3 separate regions of the Homo sapiens genome follow, and all the other regions are linked to region 3. The links are chromatin loops, found by intact Hi-C in ENCODE. Cell type or tissue: GM12878. All regions are shown on one strand. Each heading gives the region's core, and the rest is flanking DNA. Links, peaks and the distances in the headings are about the cores only.

Region 1 (7,944 bases), core at 1,759-6,758, 120 kb before region 3:
ATTCTTTTTTCCCCAAGGATTTCAGGTGTTGGCGTCTGCTTCCCATTACTGGCCACTGGAGAATGTGGATGGGATCCATGAACTTCAGGATACAACTGGAGGTAGAGACGCGGGTGCTGAGAGCGGCTGTGGGCGCGGGAATCCCAGGGCCATCAGGAGGCGTGGGTGCTGAGAGTGGCTGGCCTTGAAATCCCAGGGCCATTGGGGGACGTGGGTGCTGAGAGTGACTGTGGGCCGGGGAATCCCAGGGCCATCGGGGAGCAGATGTGGACACAATCTGCTTTGAAGCCACGGTGATAGAGATGAACAAATACTTGTGTAACTTCCCGTAATAGTTATTTCAAAGCTTTTTTTTTTGTAGAGATGGGGTCTTGCTATGTTGCCAGGCTGGTCTCAAGCTCCTGGCCTCAGCAATCCTCTGGCCTTGGCCTCCCAAAGTGCTGGAATTACAGGCGTGAGCCACTGTGCCAGGCCACGAAGCATTTTACTAGAATTTTTATAGAGAGAGCTATTGCGTATTGAATGGGAGAATTTCTGATTCAAAATATGATTAAAATGTGCATTTTCCCCAACAATCTTGAAACAGAAGCTGGCCTGAGGATGCCTCTATGTGCAAGTCAGGCGTCTGTTTTCTACGTTGAATGGACTAGCGTCATCTGCACACTGACCACAGCAGGGGCCTATTGATGAAGCAGATGTCAAAGGTCATGCCAACTAAGACCAACTCACATGTTTGAAGGGCCCCCGTTTCATTCAGCAAACGCATCCCCATCTACCAGTCAGCTTCCCCACACATCAGCTCCATTTGAAAAGATTAAGCATCGCCTAAGACGTTTCCAGTGAGGCCCAATTCCAAATAGTCTGTTTGAGTTCATTCAGACATTTGCTGGTAGGAGAAACCTCACATCTTTCTGGGTATTTTTTTCCCCTTTCTAATAAGGACTTTTTAAAAACCGTAAGCTTTGTATGACAGTTTTCCATTTTTATTTTTATTTACTGATTGCTCTTGATCATGTCAGATGGCTGACATGGGCGGCGAGGGTTTACCGTACAGCAATCCTAGCACGTGCTTCGGTCGTCCCTGTTCCGTGGGAGGCGTTTTATTTTTAAAACCATGTATTGCTGGTGACTGTGATTTCCACATTGACACACTGGCATTTTCCTTACTCCTGTGATTTAATGTGTTGCTGGACATCACCGCTGAAGCTTCTGAAATGTTTCCTTAAAATTTGCAAACTGAGACCCATCGGTGCTGCCTCTGTTGCTGGTGTTCTCAGACTGGGGCGCCGTTGAGGAGCACGCGCTCCGTGAAGGGCACCTGCGTGGGTGCCACGCGCTCCCTGCCCAGCATCGCTCTCATCCGCCTGCCTGTAGGGCAGCAACATGGCCACATTTGGAAACCACCCTACAGCCAGATGTCTTTTCCAAAGGGTCGGCCTGGCAGGGCTGAGAAAGCCCTTGTGCAAGTTTGTTTCACCACTGGCTCGGGTTCAAACGAACCACGTTCCCTTGTTGGCATCCAGTTTTCTTTTTTCAAGGCCTTTATTTTAAAGCCATGGAAAGGGGGTCATTTCACCAAGTGGAAATGCCTTCTTGAAACAGCTCACTGTTCCAGGACCCAGCAACTAAAATGCTAGGAGTTTTTTCAAACAAAAGCTTGAATAACTGTCAGTGTCTTTCTCTCTTCACCCCTATACCTGAACTCATTGTGGTGGCTTAAATCAGTAACTCTTGGTGCTTTGAAACCTTTACCTATGAAAAATTCTTCTCCTAAGGTGATATATTCACACAGATACAGTTACACACTGTGGCTGAATTTTGCTCCCTGAATATATTGACTTCCAGTAAAGCACTAATATATCCGTGTTAGTCCTGGAACATTGCAATGTGGAAGGTTTCTCTGCACTTCCCTACTGGATGCATTCTCTAGGTTGTAATGCTATGCTGGCATATTTGAATTGATTACAGCCTTCTTAAGGGAGAAAAGAAAAGAATAGACCCCATCAGCACATTTTGCTGCGGGGAACAGGTGAATAGCTTTGGCAAGCCTTTTGAGGATGTGCGGCTTTGTCGTTTGTTGCCGAACTCTCCGTCGTTTTGTCCATTTGTCATCATCTCACGCAGTCATTTTCATGCAGAGTGTCTGTCTCATCAGTTCTTGTGACATCATAACCATTCATCCTTTTGTTGAGCCTGTGTTATGAGTGGCCAAGTTCAATTTCATATCTCTCAACTAAGTATCTGCCTATGTGTTGGAGCCAGAAAATTAGAACTATCGCTTGCGGCCAAATTCAGCAGCCATCACGCCCTGGTGTGGGAACTGAGTGGGGCCACTGGAGTGGCCGAGCTGCTGACCAAAGTAAACAAGGGTGGTGGAGGCTGGGGGATGTGAGGTCCGAAGAGAAAGTCCAGGGTGCTCTTGGATGAAAGAGCCCCTCCTGGTGCCTGCTGCAGGTTGAGAGATATGTTGGTCCCATTTGTCTTTTGTCTCACTCACTTGCTGTGCTTTTTCTTTTTGTTGTTTCACCCAGCGTCCCGAACCCACAAGCTCACTGTGCTTCCTTCCCGTAATGCTACTTTTGTGTATTCCAATGATTCTGCCTACTCAAATCTCTCTGCAACTGTAGGTGAGCATTTATGTACTTTTGTTCTTCGTTCTGTCAAGTTTGGATCTACGATGAATTCTAAGGCCAATTCTGTTTGGTAGTATCTGAATTCACTATGTCTTGGCTAGCAAGTGAGCAAATGTCCCAGTCAAGACAGCAGATCCAAGGTGTTAAAAAATAACCACTAGGGTTAAGTCTAAAGGAAGATTGCAATACATTAGAACAGGGGTCCCCAGTCCCTGGGCCACAGACTGGCAGCAATCCGTAGCCTGTTAGGAACTGGGCTGCACAGCAGGAAGTGAGTGGTGGGTGAGTGAGTGAAGCTTCACCTGTATTTACAGCTGCTCCCTATCGCTCACATTACCGCCCGAGCTCCACCTCCTGTCAGATCAGCAGCAGCATTAAATTCTCTTGGGAGCACAAACCCTACTGTGAACTGCACATGTGAGGGATCTAGGTTGCATGCTCCTTATGAGAATCTAATGCCCGATGATCTGTCACTGTCTCCCATCACCCCCAGAGGGGACCGTCTAGTTGCAGGAAAATAAGCTCAGGGCTCCCCCGATTCTACGTGATGGTGAGTTGTACAATTATTTCATTACATATTGTAATATAATAATAACAGAAATAAAGTGCACAATAAATGTAATGCACTTGAATCATCCCGAAACCAACCTCTCCAACCCATCCATGGAAAAATTGTCTTCCATGAAACCGGTCCCTGGTGCCAAAAATGCTGGGGACCACTGCACTAGAAGGTATATATATTCTTTCAAGTTCCCAGGATTGTCTAAGCCAGCTGCTTGTTTTCAGAACAAAACAGACCCAAGATGAGACCTTTTCTAGACATAGAGATTGTTTGGATTTTTAAATGAATTGTCTTCTTTGGGGGAGGAAAAGCATGCCATTTTAATGGAAAATTAAAGTTAATTTAAAAATACCTCATCAAACATTTGATTTCTTATAAACATTAAAATCAGCATTTCGTCTGTAGCTGGACTTTAAAAAAATCATTAAAAGCTGTTTGTGAAACATATACCCACAAGAATCATAGTTAAATTATTGTCTTATCTGATAACCTCCAGAGCCTACATGGCTCAACATGAAGCTCAAAGCAAAAGGGGTAGTAGCAACTGAGGCATTTATTAGATCAGCATAGAAGCCAGTTCTGACCCTGTCAATCTTACCCTGTGATCCTTTTCAACACAAAAACTGACTGCTCTTTCAACTGTAAGGTGATTGGCTTCCAAAATTAATGTTTCCAGTCAAGCAGTCTGACTTAGGGGTTTATACAGCCTAGCTCAATTACGCAACCACTAGTGATCCATTTAACCTTGCAATATATAGGTGTCCCTCAGCAAAAATGGGATAAAATTTAAAAATGAGTTTAAAAGCAGTAAGGAAAAACACTGAGGTCCCTTGAGTCGGTTATCCATGTGACAATATAGCTGGAAAGCCTGAGCTGGGGTTGGGGTCAGGTCCACAGACCCTGTTAGCTCTCCCGTGTGTCTTCAGCTGGGCTGACGGCTGCCGGGGGCTCAGACATTCTCCCTGACCCATGTGGTAGCAAAGATCTCTGAGCGATTATGACCCCAGTTAACAGTAAATCCTACTCGCTCCTGATTTTTACAGTCTTCACTTATTTATTCTGTAAACGATTTACCCCACACACTCACCATCAGATACCCTGGCCATGGGAACGGGACACAAGATGATTGGACGGGGCAGTGCCCCTCGGGATTTGCGGCCAGCTGGGCTTGTCACCCACAGGCTCTCCTGGGACTATGCAAAATGTTGCTCGGGGTTTTCCTCCTGGCGCCTGAAAATGGGTTCTGCTAAAATCCCGAATCTACCTGTCCAGGTTCAGGGGATTTCAATTAAAACTCAAAAGGAGAAGGAGTTCAGCTGTAGCTTCACGTTCACACTTGCACTGAAACGTTCCACTTGGAACACTCAGCATGAGGACGGGAGTGGGGAGGGCTCGAAAAGCAGGTCGGCACAAAGTCCAGGACAGGAGGCGGTCGCCACGCCACGCTTGGTAACCCATCTGTTGGCAAATATCACAATTATCACATCATCATACGATATGATATGCAATATGAAATCCATATGCAAAGGTCTGTATGCATTTGTATATAATACATGCATATTATATACAAATACATTAATATCATTTAATATTAAATTTTTATCTGACATACACATTAATAATTTACAATTTAATTACTAATAATATTACTGATGCTATGAATATTATCATAGAATAATATATGATGTTATAAATATATACTTAGATAAATAATAATGCATACTTACACATAAGTTATTTGTAGGTCTGACACACATCTTCAGACTTTTAATCTCGGAAGGTTATTAACATATGATGTTGTCATTTTTCTTCCTTAGATATTGTGGAAGGGAAGGTCAACAAAGGCATTTACCTGAAAGAGGAAAAGGGAGTCACGCTTCTCTATTACGGCAGGTACAACAGCTCCTGCATCAGCAAGCCAGAGCAGTGTGGCCCTGAAGGTGAGTGGCTGATCCCTGCGGCATCTTTGTCAAGCATTTCATTCTCAGGGAGCACCTGCTCCTCTGGTGACTGGAAGATGTGAACCTGAGGTTCTCATCAATTGCAGAATGCGTGAGAATGTCAACGATGGATCGGAGGGCAGGGGAGGGAGGAATACAGGCAAGGAGGTTACTAAGCAGAGACTTGTCCTGGTGGCTGGAAGTTATAACATCCTCTTACAGAGATGTGAGATCAAAATACTTAATCTTGTAAAGGATGAAAAAAAACCTTCCTAAAAAACAGACACAGCGATGTCACAGTGGGGACTGGACAGGGCCGTGGCGTTTGTGGGAAGGAAATTGATGGCATGGCACCTGCAGTGTGATTTCTGGCTCTGGGATGTTGACGGTGAGCGGGCAGGGCATACCCAAGAACACTTGCGCCTGGTTTTGGTTCTTTTACATTCATCGAGAGGGGCTGGGCAGTGGCTCGAACTGTCCCGGCAAGCGGTCGCAGGCTTGTGGCTAAAGTCATGCCATGGACAGAGCAGAGATGCAAAAGAAAAACTGGCAATCGACTTGCTTTCGTTTGCTTTTACCGTGTGAAGTGTAACCTGCTCTCTCGTATCTAGGCTTCAGGCAATGCACGTCTGGATCACATTGCAAATTTTCTGGGAAATTGTTCTCTGCCTTCCAAACCAGCTTGGAGCCTTCAAGTTCCTTTCTCCTAGGCAAAATGAAAGTTATGATTTCTAGGGAGGAACAAAGCTTAATGCAGTCCTCGTAGGAAGCTCTAAGGCATTTTGGACATCAGATGGCCTTCTGTGATGAGTTCATTGTACATGATTGTAGGACAAAATGGACTTTGTTCCAGTAAAAATAAACAACAGCTTAGCAAGGCAAAAACATGTGGGAGGACACATCTTGGGCTTTGTGGAAACCAGAATTTTGAGCAATGGTTATGAGGCCCAAAACCACGGTCAGGTTTACAAACTCATAGTTTATGCTGTTCCTGAGTTCAAGCAGCTCCATAAACATCCCAGGCTTATTTATTTTTACAAAGTAAAAAACAACCATGGGCTCGGCGTGAGCTCGGTGGCAGGGGCGAGGAGGACGGGAGAGTAATATGTGCTCCTTCCTTGCATTGGATTCGGGAAGGGCGGGGGCATATCTGTGGTGGCTTTTTCTGGGTTTCTAGAGAACGGCTTCTCTTTGGAGTAGAGGCATCCAGAAAGCTCCAGCAACCACACTGGAATTGATCTCATTTGAGGACAAGGATGGTGCAGGTGCCAGGGGTTCCAATGCCTGGGACTATCACAGATAATGAACCCAAGAAAGGAGACAGTGATGGGACCAGCGGGAAATCAGAGCTACTGGACAAGTTTTATCTGCACGCCGAGGTCACACATGAGAGGCCTTTGAGCTGATTCTGGCCTGTGGCTGTGTTCGGTTGGACGGGCATCGGGTTAAAATTTTAAAATTAGCTGTCAACACTGAAAAATAGGAAATTTCCACAGATTTCCAGTTTTTCTTGATAAATCTCTCCTGACTTCTCTGGCTGGCTGGAGCTAAGTCGCGGTGGCCCTGGACTTCCGTCTCCAGTTCCCCTCAGTCCCCACCAGACTTCTCGACTCTTCAATAATCTTCAGGTCGAACAGAGCCTGTCCGCAGCATGAGCTCTGGGGCCAGAAGGCGTGGGTTCCACTTCCGGTTCCGACCTGTTTGTGGGGATCTTGGGCAACCACTGCTTCCCTTTGAAAAGCCTCATCTGTAAAGTGAGTGAATAAAAGGACCTTCCCATACAGTTGCTGTGAAGACTGGAAGAACTATTACAGCATGTTCCTGGCATGTGGTTGGTCCAGCTGTCGGGAGGCCTTTTGGGTTTATCGCTCATGTGTCCATGATTCCAAACTTCCCCTTCATCACTAGGGTATCTTTTCTAAGAACACCACTTTGCCTGCTTGGAGGGTGACTTCTGACAGACGGGCCGTTGTGGTTGAACTGATCATAATAGCTGCATACCCTTGTTGAGCCCCGACTCTGCACCAATCCTTGGTCTAATCCCAAACATGTATTCACTCATTTCATGCCCCCAACATGAGACACACAAGAACATGGGTGAAGAAAGAGCCATGAACTCGGGCTTCATGTCCCGCTGTTGACAATTTCTTTTGTGTCATGGTTAAGCAGAACTTTTAAGATACTGTTCATGTGGCCACTTTCTTTAGAGCATGGCCAGATATAAACCGGGGGTGCGGTGGCTCACACCTGTAATCCCAGTGTTTTGGGAGGCAGAGGCAGGATGATTGCATGAGCCCAGGAGTTCGAGACCAGCCTCGGCAACACAGTGAGATCTTGTCTCTAACTTAAAGAAAAAGAAAAGAAAGGAAACAAAGTCAGGAAACCTTCAATCAACGCTGGCTCGGTGAGAGGCTGCTCTCGTGAGGCCTGATGCAGACGCAGAGGGTAGGTGGGGCATTTCTCACTGTGCCCCCCTGGGTCTTGAGTTCAGCCTCACAAGGTGACCGGGCCATGAGCCTGTGCGAGGGCCATGGCATGCCTTTCCCGCTTTCCTCTGCTGTATCCTTGGCTCAGGCGGATTCTCCTGGGGCCCTGATGAGCTTGTACTTCTGTGTGCGGGAAAACAAGCCGTGAACAGGGAAGACCTGCCCAGCATTTTCCAAATTAAAGTCCCTGTAGCAGGAGGCAGAGGAGGCCTTCTCAGGGGGCACCTGGAGCAACTAAAACAAAAATCAATGGTTATGTTTTTATTTTAATATACTGGGCGCATCAGAAACGAGTTTTCACATATATTATTTAAGAGGAGACT
Region 2 (7,944 bases), core at 1,670-6,669, 210 kb before region 3:
GTAGCTGGATTACAGGTGTGTACCACCACGCCTGGCTAATTTTTGTACTTTTTTTTCTAGTAGAGACGGGGTTTCCACCATGTTGGTCAGGCTGATCTCCAACTCCTGACCTCAAGTGATCCACTTGCCTTGGCCTCCTAAAGGGCTGGGATTACAGGCATGAGCCACTGTGCCCGGCCGGAAATAATTTTGTCTTTTTTATACTACTGTTTTTAAAGAATGATAGAGATTGGGTTTCACTGTTGGCCCGGTTGGTCAGCTGAAATGTTTGTGTATTTATATATTTGTTGTTCGAGACAGGGTCTTGCTCTGTTGCCCAGGCAGGAGTGCAGTGGCATGAACATAGCTCACTGTAGCCCTGAACTCCTGGGCTCAAGCAATCCTCCCACCTCAGCCTTCTGAGTAGCTGGGCTCACAGGCACTCACCACCATGCCCACCTAATTTGTTTTTTTGTGGAGTTGGGGTCTTGCTCTGTTGCCCAGGCCTGATCGTGTACTATTGGCCTCAGGCAATCCCACCTCAGCCCCCGAAAGTGCTGGGATTACAGGCATGAGCCACCATGCCTTGCCAAGAATCTTAACATTTTCTTATCTTGCAATGTCCTAGAAAAATCGTCATCTTAATAATGAATTTTAAAAAGTAATTTTACCTTTCTTTTAAACAGTACTACGACATTTCTGCCAAAAGTAACTACAACTTTGAAAAGCCCTTCCTCTGGCTTGCTAGGAAGCTCATTGGAGACCCTAACTTGGAATTTGTTGCCATGCCTGCTCTCGCCCCACCAGAAGTTGTCATGGACCCAGCTTTGGCAGCACAGTATGAGCACGACTTAGAGGTATTGTGGCCACTTTGCTGTTCAGATTGTTCGGTTTGGCTTGTTTATTCCTGGCAGTTTTGATCTGGAGTGTTAACGTTTTTCCATCTCTTCGTCTAGGTTGCTCAGACAACTGCTCTCCCGGATGAGGATGATGACCTGTGAGAATGAAGCTGGAGCCCAGCGTCAGAAGTCTAGTTTTATAGGCAGCTGTCCTGTGATGTCAGCGGTGCAGCGTGTGTGCCACCTCATTATTATCTAGCTAAGCGGAACATGTGCTTCATCTGTGGGATGCTGAAGGAGATGAGTGGGCTTCGGAGTGAATGTGGCAGTTTAAAAAATAACTTCATTGTTTGGACCTGCATATTTAGCTGTTTTGGAACGCAGTTGATTCCTTGAGTTTCATATATAAGACTGCTGCAGTCACATCACAATATTCAGTGGTGAAATCTTGTTTGTTACTGTCATTCCCATTCCTTTTCGTTTAGAATCAGAATAAAGTTGTATTTCAAATATCTAAGCAAGTGAACTCATCCCTTGTTTATAAATAGCATTTGGAAACCACTAAAGTAGGGAAGTTTTATGCCATGTTAATATTTGAATTGCCTTGCTTTTATCACTTAATTTGAAATCTATTGGGTTAATTTCTCCCTATGTTTATTTTTGTACATTTGAGCCATGTCACACAAACTGATGATGACAGGTCAGCAGTATTCTATTTGGTTAGAAGGGTTACATGGTGTAAATATTAGTGCAGTTAAGCTAAAGCAGTGTTTGCTCCACCTTCATATTGGCTAGGTAGGGTCACCTAGGGAAGCACTTGCTCAAAATCTGTGACCTGTCAGAATAAAAATGTGGTTTGTACATATCAAATAGATATTTTAAGGGTAATATTTTCTTTTATGGCAAAAGTAATCATGTTTTAATGTAGAACCTCAAACAGGATGGAACATCAGTGGATGGCAGGAGGTTGGGAATTCTTGCTGTTAAAAATAATTACAAATTTTGCACTTTTTTGTTTGAATGTTAGATGCTTAGTGTGAAGTTGATACGCAAGGAAAATGGTCCATGTTTACCCACAGTTTTCAGGTACTCCTAGACTTTAAAGATGTCTTGAACATTTAAGTTCTTCAGCAGTTCACACTACACCGTTTTTTTGTTTTTTTTTCCCCCCCGGGAGGGTTTTTTTGTAGGGCAGCACAGCAGAGCAGGACATGGATGAAATACTAGGAATATGCACAGTGGGGCAGTGTGGGGGCTTCTCAGTAATGGAGAACAGTTGGTGAAACTTTTTTTTTTTTTTAACTAAGCATTTAATTTATCTTGCATATTTTCCACATTTAAAAATGAATTAGGTCTATTAGGATAATTAGGAGTTTGATCCCATCAACACTATTCTTGTAGCAGTTAGGAATCTTGAGCTATTTTTTTCTCATACGATTACTATAGTCCAGTTTACCAAAGTTTTCTTTAGATGTCTGATAATCTTGAGATGATTGCTTACCTTAAAAGGTATAGAAAGGATCACTTAAATATATGGAAAAATGAAATAAGGGTGAAGCTGAATAAAGTTCTACTTACTGTATTAACTGGCAACAGTTGAGTTTCTTAAGATCTGAATTGCTGTGTATGTTACGCTGTATTCAGAACCAGTTTCTAACCAGCCTGTGAGATGGGAAGTTTTTTCCCCATAATTGGGATGAAACCTTTCATTCAGGTATTTTGAATTGAAGGTGTATGTGTTGTTTGTAACCTTGTGGAGATTGCAAGTGGTGTTGACATTCTGGATCTTCTATGTAACAGTTGAAATTTGGAAGTGACGTCACTTACCTGTCTAACGTGGTGTGGGAGAGAATTTACAAGTCCTTTATTGAAAGAATAATTGTTGCAAAATATATTGCTTCTACTTTGCCTGGATTTTTTGAATCATCTCTAGTATTTGCTTTAGGAAATGCTGAAGAGTTAGCAGAGATTATTATCTTTTGGGGGGGCGGCGGGGAAGGGGTCAGTTCTCTCCAGATTGTACAAATGGGAAAAGTCTGCTCTCCATTTTTTGAAATCTCGTGTCTAATGGGGGAAGCCTTGAAAGCTTTATATGAAGTTACTGCAAACCAGTAATAGCTTATTAGAGCAAAGTCATTAAGAAAAAGCATAGTTAGTGCATAGGTCTTGTGTGGATATAATGTGAAACTGGTAAATTAGTAGTTTCAATTTGTGTGAGAGCCAGTTTTTTTAAAAAACCACATAGAATGGGATTTTTTAAAAAATTGTATCAATCATAAAATGTCTAGAAAAGATGAGACTCCAAAATAGCCTCCAAAGAGGACTGGTTTCCTGGCTAACTGTTCACCTGAAGGAACTCAAGTACAGAGAATTTCTGGTTTCTTTTGCAAAAACAGATCAGAAACACAAAAAATTACCTGCTGAGCAAATGGGATGAGGGTTGGATTCAGCTTTTCTTGCCAGCAAACTGACGGACATCGTGTATGATGTTTTCTGCCACTCGGGCTGTACAGGGCTATCCTGCCCAGCAAGATTACGTGAGACTAAGCTTTCCCTGTATGAGGCAGACCCTGTACTAGGACAGCACCTATCCTAACTCCTTGCAGCACCTTTTACCCTTGAAGCCGAGGGCATGGTGGGGAGAAACGGCACCTAACCATGGAAACCTTATCTTTAGTTAAGGGGTCAGAGTCCTATTCAAAAAACATCTGATGCATCTCGCCTGCTCCACATTTCCTACAAGGTCTTGCAGGCTCTGGTCACACGTGCATCTTGAGATCTGTGTGCATGCTGCTTTCCAGAACTCCCCCTTCCCTCTCCTGAAGTCGGTCCTACCAGTTAATGCTTTAGTTCCTTTAGAGTTCACTCTGCTTTTTACCTTGAGTTGGATGTCCGACTACAGACATTACAAGATTGCCTTCAGCCCTAGTCAGCATGGCAAATTTGCGATAGCGACTTTCCCTTCCTAGACTAATTGCCACGAGGGCGAGGGCCATGTCGCTGCTCTCTCATGTCCCTAGTGTTTATTAAATGTTCTATGGGAACCTCGAGGAACAGAGAACTTGGGGGTTAGAGATAGGGTGGGATTGATGGAGGTGGGTGGAGAGGAGCCGGGAGAACTTTATACACCATTAGGTCTGACTATTCTGAAGTCATGCTGGTATTTTCTTCCTGAGGTTTGTAGCCTACACTATCTTTTTAATTTTATTTATTTATTTATTTAATTTATTTATTTATTTTTTAGAGTCTCGCTCTGTCTCCCAGGCTGGAGTGCAGTGGCGCCGTCTCGGCTCACTGCAACCTCTGCCTCCCGGGTTCAAGCGGTTCTCATGCCTCAGCCTCCTGGGTAGCTGGGACAGGCATGCGCATACACTGTCTTTTATCCATTTATTCTGGCTTGTTTCTTTGGTGCACAGGAGTAGAGAGAGCCAGTGTGGACAGTCGGGAAGCTTGCGGGATGGACCTCAGTTAAAATGGTGCCATCAGCAGGTGTTGGGGCTGTGATGCTTGAAGTTTAGTTACAGGCGTTGGAAGAGGCACCTTGGATTTAGTTGGGTTTCAGTTCCCCTCCTTGAAGAAGCAAAACAGAAACCATTCCGTATACCTCAGTCTTCGGTAATGTGGACAGTTGAGTCCTTCTGTCAAGTCAGCTGTGCTCAGAGATACACCGTGCGATGCTGCAGTGGCTTTGCTCATGAAGCCTTCGCCTGGGGAGACAGGCAGTCAGGTTCCTGGGATGAGGCTGAGCGCCACAGTGAGTGTGAGGACGGACAGCTGAGGCTTTGGGAGCATCGCAGGGGCCTGGTCTGAGGCCTGAGAAGGAGGGCAGTGGAGTCCAGGAAAGACCCTCAGGGGGAAGCGCCCCTGGAGAGCAGGAGGGACGGTGGAGTGCGCAGGTGGAGGCTCTCAAGCAGGTGTGTGGGTTTTTTATAAGCCGCTTTACAGGTTTGGTATTTAGAACACAGTGGGAAGCCACAGAAGGCTCAAGCGTCATAAGATTTTGGCAACAGGAGTGGGTGCCCAGAGTCCAGGGGCACCCAGCCTTTCCCCCCCAAAGCCTGTGCTCCAGGAAAGGGAGGGTCGCACCGTGGCCACCACAAAGCCTCGTCGTCCAACCCCTCAGCGGACTCATCCCTTGAGTGAGTAGCCACTGCGAATGCCAGGTGCCAGCCCCACCCACGCAGTGGGCTTCTTAATGAGGCAGGAGAAAAGGATTCGGGGCTTCTCCAGTAGTTAGTAAGTGTGAGGTGTGAGCTGCAGTGCCTAAAGCCACCAATACCCGCGGTCAAGGTCAGTTTCCGGTGACAAAACTATGGGTCAGGCAGGTGGTCGAGTGGCTGTGACAAGGTGGTAGCACTGTGACCACCCCCCAGGCATGAAGGATGGGAACCAAATTGCAGGGAATGGCAGCTGGAAGCCGGCGGGCAGGGGAGCCGGGTGGGGCAGAGCTGCAGGTCTTGGGGAGAAGCATTTGCTTTTTGCTTCCTCCCTCCCCTCATGTCTGACCTCCTTTTCCCCTACCAAGGGAAGAAGTCATACATGCTGGGTATTGACAGTGTGGGGATTGGAGCAGTTAAAACAGACACAGTCGGCACAGTTCCCCCGACTAGAGGTAACTTGCTGACATTTTGTCATCTATCCTTTCAAATGTTTTCTAAAAAGAGGGGATTATACTATCGTGCAGTTTCCTAACCATTTTTCACTTTGTGTGACGGCCTTTTCTGTCAGTGAGTTTTACAGCCCTGTTCATAATTATCTAGTGATGCGGAGCGCAGCCAGGTCGTCATTTAGTGTGACAGCCTCTGTGGTTCCTGTCGGATTGTGTTGCTGTGTAGTCCCACTCCTCTGCATGCCGCTTGGCAGAGTGGGTTTAACTCTTGCAGGGAAGTTGATTTCCAGCTGTGTAGACCATCCGTGGTCTCTTTCTTCCACGTGCTTCTCAGGCTGTTGTGTTTGTTACTTTCTTTTTCTCTTTTGAGTCAGAGTCACACTCTGTCACCCAGGCTGGAGTGCAGTGGTGGGATCTCGGCTCACTGCAGCCTCAACCTCCCAGCCTCAAGCCATCCTCCCACCTCAGCCTCTGGAGTAGCTGGGACTACAGGTGTGTGCCACCACACCCAGCTAATTTTAAATTTTTTTTGTAGAGACAGGGTTTCACCACGTTGCCCATGCTGGTCTTGAACTCCTGGGCTCAAGCAATCCTCCCACCTCAGTCTCCCAAAGTGCTGGGATTACAGACGTGAGCCACTGTGCTGGCCACATGTTTGTTACTTTAAACTTATGAGGGTGTGTCCTGCTTTATAAACTCCGAATAGATGGAAAACCAAACTTACTTTTAAAATAAACTCTCTGGGTGTGTGTGTGTGTGTGTGTCTGTGTGTGTGTCTTTGTGCATGTGTCTTTGTGTATCTGTCTCTGTGTGTGTCTCTCTCTCTGTGTGTCTGTGTCTCTGGGTGTGTGTGTGTGTGTCTCTGGGTATGTCTGTGTGTGTGTGTGTGTGTCTCTGGGTGTGTGTGTGTGAATGTGTGTGCGTCTCTGGGTGTGTGTGTCTGCATGTGTGTCTCTGTGTGTGTCTGTGTGTCTCTGTGTGTGTGTGTCTGTGCGTGTCAGTGTGTGTGTGTGTTTGTTGATTTTCGCCATGTGAGCTTCCACTTTGCATCCCCAGCACTGGACATGGGCGAGAGGTGGAAGTCCTAACACATACTGAATTACACACATTTTATTACATGGTTCCCTTCATGCGATTTATTCTATAAATTCACATTTATGGCCATGCCCAGTGGCTCACGCCTGTATTCCCAGCAGCACTTTGGGAGGCTGAGGCAGGAGGATTACTTAAACCCAGGAGTTTGAGACCAGCCTGGGCAACATAGTGAGACCCCCCATCTCTAATTTTTTAGAAGTAAAAAATATATATTTTTATTAAAAAAATTCACACTTAATTTTTCAGAGATGTGCAAGGTCAGCATATGCTCTTATCCCTTCTCACATATTCATATTCTGTGATGCTCCAATTTGGAGCTCAGAAAATATTGATTGATGGTGTTGGATTTGGACTTATAAGAACAAAATCTGGGGAAAAATAGTGTTAACCAAAGGAAAATGTCATAACAGGAGGAAACTGAAAGCTTAAATTGCAAAAATAAAAAGCACATAATGGTCCAGATCCCAGGAGGCCCAAATATGAGAATACATTAGAGATCAGTTGATTAGAGATGGGGTCTGACTCCGTCGTCCAGGCTGGAGAGCCATGGCGTCGTGATCGTAGCTCACTGCAGCCTCGACCTCCTGGGCTCAAGCCATCCTCCAGCCTCCCGAGTAGCTGGGACTACAGGTGTGCACTGCCACACCTGTCTTTCTTGCTTTCCTTTTTATACGGATTTCTCACCTCTAGGTACTCCCGAGAGCGCCTCCTCTATCACCACAGATCCGCGTAGCCTGCATCACTGATCTCACCTCTAGGTACTCCTGAGAACTCCTCCTCCGTCTGTGGATCTGCGTGGTCTCCATCACTGATCTCACCTCTAGGTACTCCCGAGAGTGCCTCCTCCATCACCACAGATCCGCGTAGCCTGCATCACTGATCTCACCTCTAGGTACTCCTGAGAACTCCTCCTCCGTCTGTGGATCTGCGTGGTCTCCATCACTGATCTCACCTCTAGGTACTCCCGAGAGTGCCTCCTCCATCACCACAGATCCGCGTAGCCTGCATCACTGATCTCACCTCTAGGTACTCCTGAGAACTCCTCCTCCGTCTGTGGATCTGCGTGGTCTCCATCACTGATCTCACCTCTAGGTACTCCCGAGAGTGCCTCCTCCATCACCACAGATCCGCGTAGCCTGCATCACTGATCTCACCTCTAGGTACTCCTGAGAACTCCTCCTCTGTCTGTGGATCTGCGTGGTCTCCATCACTGATCTCACCTCTAGGTATTTCCGAGAGAGAGCGCCTCCTCCGTCACTGTGGATCTGCGTAGCCGGCATCACTGATGTCACCTCTAGGTACTCCTGAGAACTCCTCCTCCGTCTGTGGATCTGCGTGGTCTCCATCACTGATCTTACCTCTAGGTATTCCCGAGAGAGAGCGCCTCCTCCGTCACTGTGGATCTGCGTAGCCCGCATCACT
Region 3 (7,944 bases), core at 917-5,916:
AAAGGTTGATTTGAAAATGGTTTAAAATTATCTGTGCTAAAAATGAACATTCTCATCAACATTAAAAAAAGTTAAGGCTGATATCATAAGTAGAAACCAAATTTGCAGCATACTCAGAGAATTAATAAAAATAGCACCAGTGACCTTATTTCTGTGACCTGGAGTCATGTCTTCCACGGGGCCCTGGGCTCGCACTGCTGGTCTTTGGGTTCCTGGTGCAGGCTTTCTGCTCAGGAGCTCACATCCTCATCGTGTCCCTTCTCTCTCCGAGGTTTTCCCCTGGCTTTTCTCCATATCCAGCCTCCTCCTTGGCGGTTGTTTCGGGAAGCCCTCTTCCTCCTAAGTGGGCAGTGTCCTTTTTGTGGAAAGCCTATCAGACAACAGAGTTCACCTGAGTGAACTGGACCTAGCTGGGGTGGGCTCCAGGGCTGCTGTCCAGGGGAGGGAGACCCCAAAACGACACTCTGTCTTTGCATGCTGCTGTCAACATGGTGATTAGGGCCCAGGCCCTGAGGAGCCATGTCAAGGCATCTGCTGATGGACACTGCGATGGCTTCCAGCATCTGGCGACTTCCAGTGGTTCCGGAGTGCATGACCCTGCACATGCTTCTTTAGAATAAATTCCTGGCAGGTGAATCTGTGGGCAAAGGGCACAGGCATTTTGATTTTGAAAGACATTGCCGCATTGCACTCTGGGAACCGTGTACCAATTTATTGCTCCTCCAGCCAGGGTCAAGAATGGGTAGCTTTGCTTTACATGTGAGTCACAGAAACATGGCGTCATCTCTGGGTGCTTCTAACTTCTCCTGCTGAGTGCAGTTCAAGCAGGGGAACGAACCCCTGGGCTGTCCAGTAGATCTGCATCCAGACCCACCCTTCACCACCCCAACTGCTCCACTCCCCAGGCCTGATTTCTGCCCCTTTGAAATTAGCAACCCCAGATCCAGTAAGAACCCAGAGAAGGCAAGTTTTTCTTTTAATTGGATAAAATTATCCTAGAAAAGTAGGCCATTGGAACAGATAGAGAATTCATCCAGAACAGACCCTGTAACTTCTCAGTACACCCATGAGAATCTATGTCAGAGAATTAAAAGAATCAGCAAGTAAGATGACATAAAAAAGTATAAAATCAGAATATTGACATTATTTATAGTAGAAATAACAGAAGCATGAATAAACATAACACTAATGATTGTGTAAATTCTAATACATCCACGCTAAGGGAGATTATTCATCTCTATACTAAAAGAGGAATGATGAAGTCACGAAACGCGGTGTAACTGTGAAAGAATGGGGTTGTCACCATGCCAGTGCGTTTGCAGGGATTTCCAAGGTAACATTGTGTGAAAAGGACAAGACGTAGACTAGAGTGATACATATCCCATTTTTGTAAAGCCACGCCAAAATCCCCTATGCGTGGGTGTGTTTCTGTATATGTGTTTAAATATGCAACATTTGTATCTTGGTATGTGATTATCAGAAAGGCACGGGCAGTGCATTCAAGGTTGTTAGTGGGCCGGGGCGAGGAGGGGGCCACAGAGGTGAGGCAGTGGCAGGAGCTGGGGAGAGAAAGGACTGTAAACACCAGCCTGTGGGCTCTGACCCAGGTGTGTATTTGTGTGGAATTGTGTGATATGATCAAATGAGTAAAGTCAGCCTGCTGGCAGAGGTGTTTCTGAGGCCTGCTACCCAGGGGTGGTGTTTCATGTTCACTGCGCCTTCCTGATGTCCGGGTGCTGAGACACGCCCATGCCTGTGTTTGCTGTATGAATGAGGGTATGGAGGAGTGAGTCTGTTCCACAAGAGGAGAGGAACTTAGGGAAAGAGATGTGTTCTCCTTGGAGGCCAGAATGCCACATGCGTGCTGGTTTAGTCGGTGGATCCCAGTCATGCTGGCACAACTGGTCTGTACTGCCGCAGGTAGGTGGGAGCTCAACTTTCTGTCCTCCCTAAGGACTGGCTGGCAGGGTGCGAGGGAGTGAGGACCTGAGGTTAACACAGGGGTGGATGCAGGTGTGGGCTGGCTCAGCCAGGGACCGAGAGGAGGGCTCAGGCGTGCACTACTCAGCGTTTCTTGCTGAAGCCACACACCCAATGAAGGTGCTGGGCATGGGGACTGGTGCCGTGGAAGGCATTTGGGCCTGGCCTTAGGGAAAATTCAGCTGCACCTACTCCTGGCGCTTGTGTTCCCCGCTCAGGGTGTGCAGGCCAGGGAGGTGGTCTGGTTGTCTAAGGTGGGAGAGCCCCCGATATTGATAGACAGTCCTGCCAAGGCTGCACCCAGTGGGAAGGGCAGTGGTCGAGGAGCGTGTGGGAGGTTGGGAGGAGTCCCAGGGCCCGCCACGGTGCGCTCTTTCTTCCTGCAGGTGGCCACTTCCTCCCAGGCGGCCACTTCCCAGGCTTCAGGCATGGGAAGCGTCCCAGGCATGGGCACCTGCCTTGGGGTGGCTCTGACCTGGGGGGTGCAGGAGCCCTGTGCCAGTACAGGAGCACCTGGGAATGCCAGTCCCCGAGCACCCGCTCCTGGGGCCTGGTGGTCACAGGGAAAAAGCATTTCAATAGGACGGTCATGAACCGTGGTCTGAAGGCTGACTCTGGCCAGTGACTGGGCTTCTCCTAGCCCACAGAGGCTTAAATTTTTAAAAATTGGTTGTCAGTATTCCAAAACACAGACATTTTATCTAAAATTTGGGATTTCTTTTTTTTTTTTTTTAAATAAAACAAGAAGAGGAAGATGTGGCCACGCTGGGCTTCCCCCTCTGGCTGGAAACGATGCTGGAGGCGAGTGGCTACCACCCCTGCACTCAGGGCGAGGTCCCCAGGGCCCCCCGGTCCCCATGGCCTCCCCGTACCACAAGCAGCTGCCCCTCCTCATCACGTTCGCATCGCTCTTCTGCTTTTAGGAGACAGTGAAATGCTTCCTGCTCTTGTCTTGGTGGGAAAGTGACATATGCACTGAGAAGGACTTGGGTTAGAACTGTGGGAGGGAGGATGCTTGTTTTGGCAGCACAGTCCCACCTGGTGGTTATGTCTGCAGGCCCCCACTGGCCTCCTGAGCTGATGCCCTGCCTCTCAGGAGGCATTTGAGGTTGTAGTTTCTGAGTCAGAGGAGTCCGTGTCCTGAAACCAACTGCAGGCTTTTCTGGGCATTTCTAAATCTAGCTATGGGTGGGAAAGGAAGGGCACCGTGGGGGCACACCACGCCTTCCTGAGGCAGGAACGGCAGTGCAGCCTCCGCCCAGACCCATGGTTCTAGGCCCCGTGCCCCGCGGTTACCCAGCCAGGTGCAGCCTTGAGCCTCTCAGATGGGCCCTGGCTCCAGGGAAGGGCACAGGGCGGGCAGTGGCAGGGGCCTGAATTACACGGTGTTGCTGGGAGCTGTGAGAACCACTCTGAGCTGTATTTGCGGTCCCGAGGGTGTGTCACAGGCGGGACTGTGCCAACTGCAGTGCCGGCAGCCGCAGCATGTACAGCTCAAGTCAGAAACAGGCTCCCTCCACGGGGTCTCTGTGTGAATGTTAGCCAGACCACCTCCCAATAACACCTCCTGCATGCAGCTGGGGTTAGTAGTGGCCCCTCTGCCTCCCAGCCAGCTGGACACACAGGTCCCTCCCAGTGATGTGCCAGGTGGCCTTGGGCAGGTGCCTGCTCTGAGCCTCAGTTTCCCCGCTGTGACATGGGTGGGACCCTTTCCTTGTGGAGCTGTGGTGGTGATGAGGAGGCAGAAGTAAGCACAGCTCAGGCCCAAGCACCCAGCCTCAGCAGCACCCAGCCTCAGCACCCAGCCCTGAGCACCCAGCCTCAGCACCCAGCCCTGAGCACCCAGCCTCAGCACCCAGCGTCAGCACCCAGCCTCAGTCCCCAGCCTCAGCACCCAGCCTCGGCACCCAGCCCTGAGCACCCAGTCTCAGCACCCAGCCCTGAGCACCCAGCCTCGGTACCCAGCCCTGAGCACCCAGTCTCAGTACACAGCCTCAGTACCCAGCCTCAGCACCCAGCCCCAAACACTGCCTGACAGAGTGAAGTCACAGTGAGCCATGAGTATGAGGTCCCTAGGGATGTCCTGGCCCTGAGGACCCCTGAGAGTGGAGTGGGAGTGGGGTGGGGTGGAGCAGGCCTGGCTACTGCACCTGGGACTGCAGCCATCCCAGCATTGACCCGTTCATGGCCACAAGTCTCCTTCCATTCACTCTTCATAAGGAAGGTTCAGTCCTGTGGCTGTGGGCACCGGGGCAGGACGGTCTATTGCCCTGTTGATGGGGGTGGGGGTAACTGTGGAGGCTGGAGGGGCTCCAAGGAGAGGCCCCTCCACCCATCCCTGGACCCCTCTAATCCTGGAGGCAGAAGAGGGTCCTGCCTTGCCCAGGAGTAACAAGGAAGTTGGTTTGTTCAGCAGCGCCCCCCCGACTCCCCAAGCAATACTGTGGTTCACCAGTGTCTTCTGGCTGAGTGGGGAGGGCATGCATCCTCAGTACCATCCTCTTAGAGACCCAGAAAATTGTCACCATCCCTTCTGATTTCCCAGCCTGTGCAGTTCTTCCAGAAGGAGAGGGTGGTGGGCAAAGCCTGCTGGGTCCTTCTGCATGGGCTCCTTACCATTCCACCAGCAAGCCCTCCAGGTGCACGGGTGCACGCTGTTCCCGCCCCGCCTTACAGATGAGTTTTCCTGAGCCCTGTCCTGGGCTGCTGAGAGCTGGGCTGGGGATGGGAGCTGGGAGCTCACCCGGGGGAGGCGCAGGGGCATGCGTCCTTCCACCCCCTCCCGTCTCCTGCCCTACCCACCCCTTCCCATGCCCCTCCAGTCTCCCTCGAGACGCCCCCTCTCAGCCCCCAGGGCCCTCCCCTGTACCCTGTGGCCTGTGCCTCTCTGAGTGGAGAGCTGAGTGAGCCCTGGGAACAGGGCTGACACCTGCCACCCCCATCTCTCCCTTCAGTCCCCCCGACTCTCAGGCTGCTGGCCACCTGGGACATTGGGAAATGGGCCTAAGAGGTAAAAACCTGCACTTCGAGGTGGAGCAGCAGCCAGTTGCTGCCGGGACTCAGCTTTGCTGTCAGCTCAGCCCCAGCCCTGCCTGGGCACCTTGCAGTCCTGGGGGCAGGGAGACGTAGCTTCAAGGTTCTGAGGGTTCCACCCCTGCCCCTCTTGACAAATTCAATTGCCGTTGCCTCCTCCAACCAGACCCAGGCTGCTCCTTTTAGAGGAGAAGCATATGTTGCTTCATTTATTCCCTAATTCTCCTGAAGAAGTGTCTGCTCTGGAGTGTGCTGGGCTGGAGCCGCTCTGCAGAGGGAGCTGCAGCAGCCTCTGGGGTGGTCCTGTCTTGGGGGATCTTCTTTCGGGGCTACCCTCAGAATTGGGGTCTTACTCTGTGGGGCTGAGGGTGGGCCGGGTGACCAGGACTGGGAACATGGTCAGGGGCCAGACTGGACGTTCCCAGGGCAGATGGACGCATAGCCCGGCCGAGGGATCGGGTCGCTTTGCGGGGCAGCTGTGGGCTGCAAGGCTGTGGTCAGGGCTTGACGTCTGAAGCAGGCCAGGTTTCTGGTCAACACGTATTTTTTGTCATGAGTGTGTTGAATCTTGGGAATTAGAGTGGGGATGTGGGCCGTCTTTGAGAAGCCGCCAGCCCCCGTGTTAGGAGTGGGACAGGAGCTCGAGGGTTCTTTTTGGGACATACAGGAAGCTGGGGTGTCAGGAGACAGAGGGGTTCTGTAGGTTGAATTGTTTGTAAAGATGATACACGCATGTGGGAAAATGCAAGAACACAGAAGGCAGAGTGTGGAAACTGACGGTCACGGCCACCGTTCCCGCCTCCCAGCCCTGCCCAGAGCAGCGGCTTAGGGTCACGGCCACCATTCCTGCCTCCCGGCCCTGCCCAGAGCAGCGGCCTAGACACGCGCTTGCTTTTCTGTCATTCCAGACGCAGTTGCTGAGCCTGGGGCCCCGCTTTGCTCTTTGTTCTTTTTTTGTTTGTTTTTAAAATTTTCTGTACCTCAATGGATGCAAACCTTCCTTTAAACAAAGGGTAGTGAAGCATAAAGACTGCACCCTTTATTTTTATTTACAATTTATTTGTGTTAGAGACAAGGTTGCACGCTGTGGTCCAGGCTGGAGTCAGTGGCGCCACCTTGGCTCACTGCAGCCTTGACCTCCTGGGCTCCAGAGATCCTCCTACCTCAGCCTCCCAAGCAGCTGAGACTAGAGGTGTGCACCACCATGCCTGGCAAGATAGCACACTTTAAAAAATGTATGCACGTATCTTGGAGGTTGCTCCTTCTCAGGGTACACAGAGCCACATCTCCCGTGTTAACCACTGCATAGCTCTCCCGCGGGTGGACACTGAAGTCATGGTGGTCTTTGGCCGCAGCAAATAACCAGCATCCTATGCACACATCCCGCCTCCATCTGTGAGGATGGGTTCCCGTGGGGCACTGCTGGTCCAGGTTTACATCCCGCCTCCATCTGTGAGGATGGGTTCCCGTGGGGCACTGCCGGTCCAGTTTTATATCCCGCCTCCATCTGTGAGGATGGGTTCCCGTGGGGCACTGCCAGTCCAGGTTTACATCGCCACAACTGTTTAAAGCAGCCATCGTCTGGGGCACAGTGGGGACTCAGCCCTGAGTTCCCAGTCATGTTGAGTCCTGGGTTCTGCTCTGAGATCCACCTGCCTCCTGCTGCCCGGCTCTGCCTCCCACGGCCGACCACTGTGCTGAGTTGCAGGTCTGTCACTTGGGGCAGGTGATGGGAGGGGAGGAGGCCCAGCAGCTCTTCTCTCGCCCCTACACGTGGCTTTTTGGGCAGTGGCCACGCCTCTGCTGTGGCTGCAGCCCTGCTGGACAGTCTATGGATCTGGCTTCCACGGGGGGATTTGTGGCGAGGCTCATTCCTGGGCCACCTCACTACCCCTATGAGGTCCCCCTTTCTCTCCCCTCCCGAGGGTTAGCAATTCCCTGAGTCAAATGTTCCACTCTTTGAAAGGCTGGAGTGGTTTCTGTTTTCCCAGATGGCCCCAGACTGATGCACAAGCTGTGCGGCCAGGGGAGACAGCAGGAGCCCCCAGGGTTCCTGGTCTGGAAAACAAGAGGGTGATGGTCCCCCCAGCTGACACTTTCAACAAGGTCACTGTGACCCGAGGCAGGCCAGTCCCAGCATCTGTTCAAACACACAGCAGCCCAGCTGGGTCCTCGGGGAAGATCTCCTGCCTGTGGCCAGTCCTCTCCCGTCCTGCAGCACCCCTCAAGTGGCCAAGCAGCTCATTTCTACCTGTCCCCGGGCTGTCGGTTCATTTCCATCAGTGGACGTGAAATGTGCCAGCAACTGGACCCAGCCCGGGGGAGGCTGGCTGCATGCTGCTGGCACATGCTACGGCTGCCTACGGCCAGGGATGGCCGCCAAACCAGGGATGCCTGGAGTCACAGATCCGCCAGGGCCTGGTCACTCGTGCTGTCCAGGAGCCAAGGGCAGGAGTGCAGCCCAGCCAGGGGCTGAGGGCTGCCCTGAGGGGAGACAGGCCCCGTGAGAGCCTGGATGCCAGCCGCGGAGAGACCAGAGACAGGCAGGAGCCAGCCTGGCCGGGACAGGGTGGGCGTCAAAGGTTGGGGAGCAGATGGTTGGTTCAAGGGCTGGTGTGGGGGTGGAGTGTGGACCTAGCCCGGAGTTCCTGCTCTTGTGCCCGGGAGCCCATCCTCTGCTCACCCTGCTCTCTGCCCTACGCTTGGCTTCCTGCCAAGTCCAACCAAGGAGAGATGGTGCTGCTGGGGTGGGCGAAGGGGCCAGCCTCCTGCCTGGGCTCCTGCTGGCATGGGCGTCCCCCTGTGGCTCCAGCGCCTGCATGCAGACCCTCCCCTGCACCCCCGCGCCAGCCTCACCTGGGCAGGCTGGTCTGGTTCCAGTTTCTGCTGGTGGCCCGGCCTGGCTCTGCTGCTGTCCCCTCTCCCACTGTC

What was found. Hi-C counts contacts between places; a loop is a spot of excess contacts. Peaks named below come from ENCODE experiments on the same cell type or tissue, not always from the same donor. Only the 100,000 strongest peaks of a DNase experiment are listed, where the experiment ranks them.
Region 1: it touches region 3 in a loop (6-fold over the local background); 1 of 110 quality-filtered maps calls a loop at or near these places.
Region 2: it touches region 3 in a loop (5-fold over the local background); 1 of 110 quality-filtered maps calls a loop at or near these places.

What each region holds. Positions count from the first base shown.
Region 1 is chr12:130,966,446-130,974,389 of GRCh38, forward strand. It overlaps ADGRD1 (adhesion G protein-coupled receptor D1), which reads left to right. Exons shown (of 25, transcript NM_198827.5): 3 at 18-101; 4 at 5,013-5,135. LOC124903054 (a long non-coding RNA gene) reads right to left here and starts at 5,013. Exons shown (of 2, transcript XR_007063527.1): 1 at 4,923-5,013; 2 at 3,731-4,653. In GM12878, for the core only: no CTCF peak of the experiment used is centred there; a DNase peak (open chromatin) is centred at 4,346; H3K4me3 peaks cover 311 bases.
Region 2 is chr12:130,874,947-130,882,890 of GRCh38, forward strand. RAN (RAN, member RAS oncogene family) reads left to right here. Exons shown (of 7, transcript NM_006325.5): 6 at 666-836; 7 at 936-2,732. The coding sequence ends at 980. Among named protein-coding and RNA genes, the nearest start is that of RAN, 6.9 kb to the left of the region's middle. RefSeq lists a silencer at 3,458-3,752 and enhancers at 4,265-4,484, 4,505-4,774, 5,655-5,704, 5,725-5,814. In GM12878, for the core only: no CTCF peak of the experiment used is centred there; a DNase peak (open chromatin) is centred at 4,415; H3K4me3 peaks cover 2,014 bases; H3K27ac peaks cover 2,556 bases.
Region 3 is chr12:131,090,185-131,098,128 of GRCh38, forward strand. The region is part of intron 15 of ADGRD1 (adhesion G protein-coupled receptor D1); the gene reads left to right. Among named protein-coding and RNA genes, the nearest start is that of LINC01257, 71 kb to the right of the region's middle. RefSeq lists enhancers at 1,195-1,294, 1,755-1,914. In GM12878, for the core only: a CTCF peak has its summit at 3,032 (motif pointing left); DNase peaks (open chromatin) are centred at 1,347, 1,867 and 3,007; H3K4me3 peaks cover 820 bases; H3K27ac peaks cover 2,833 bases.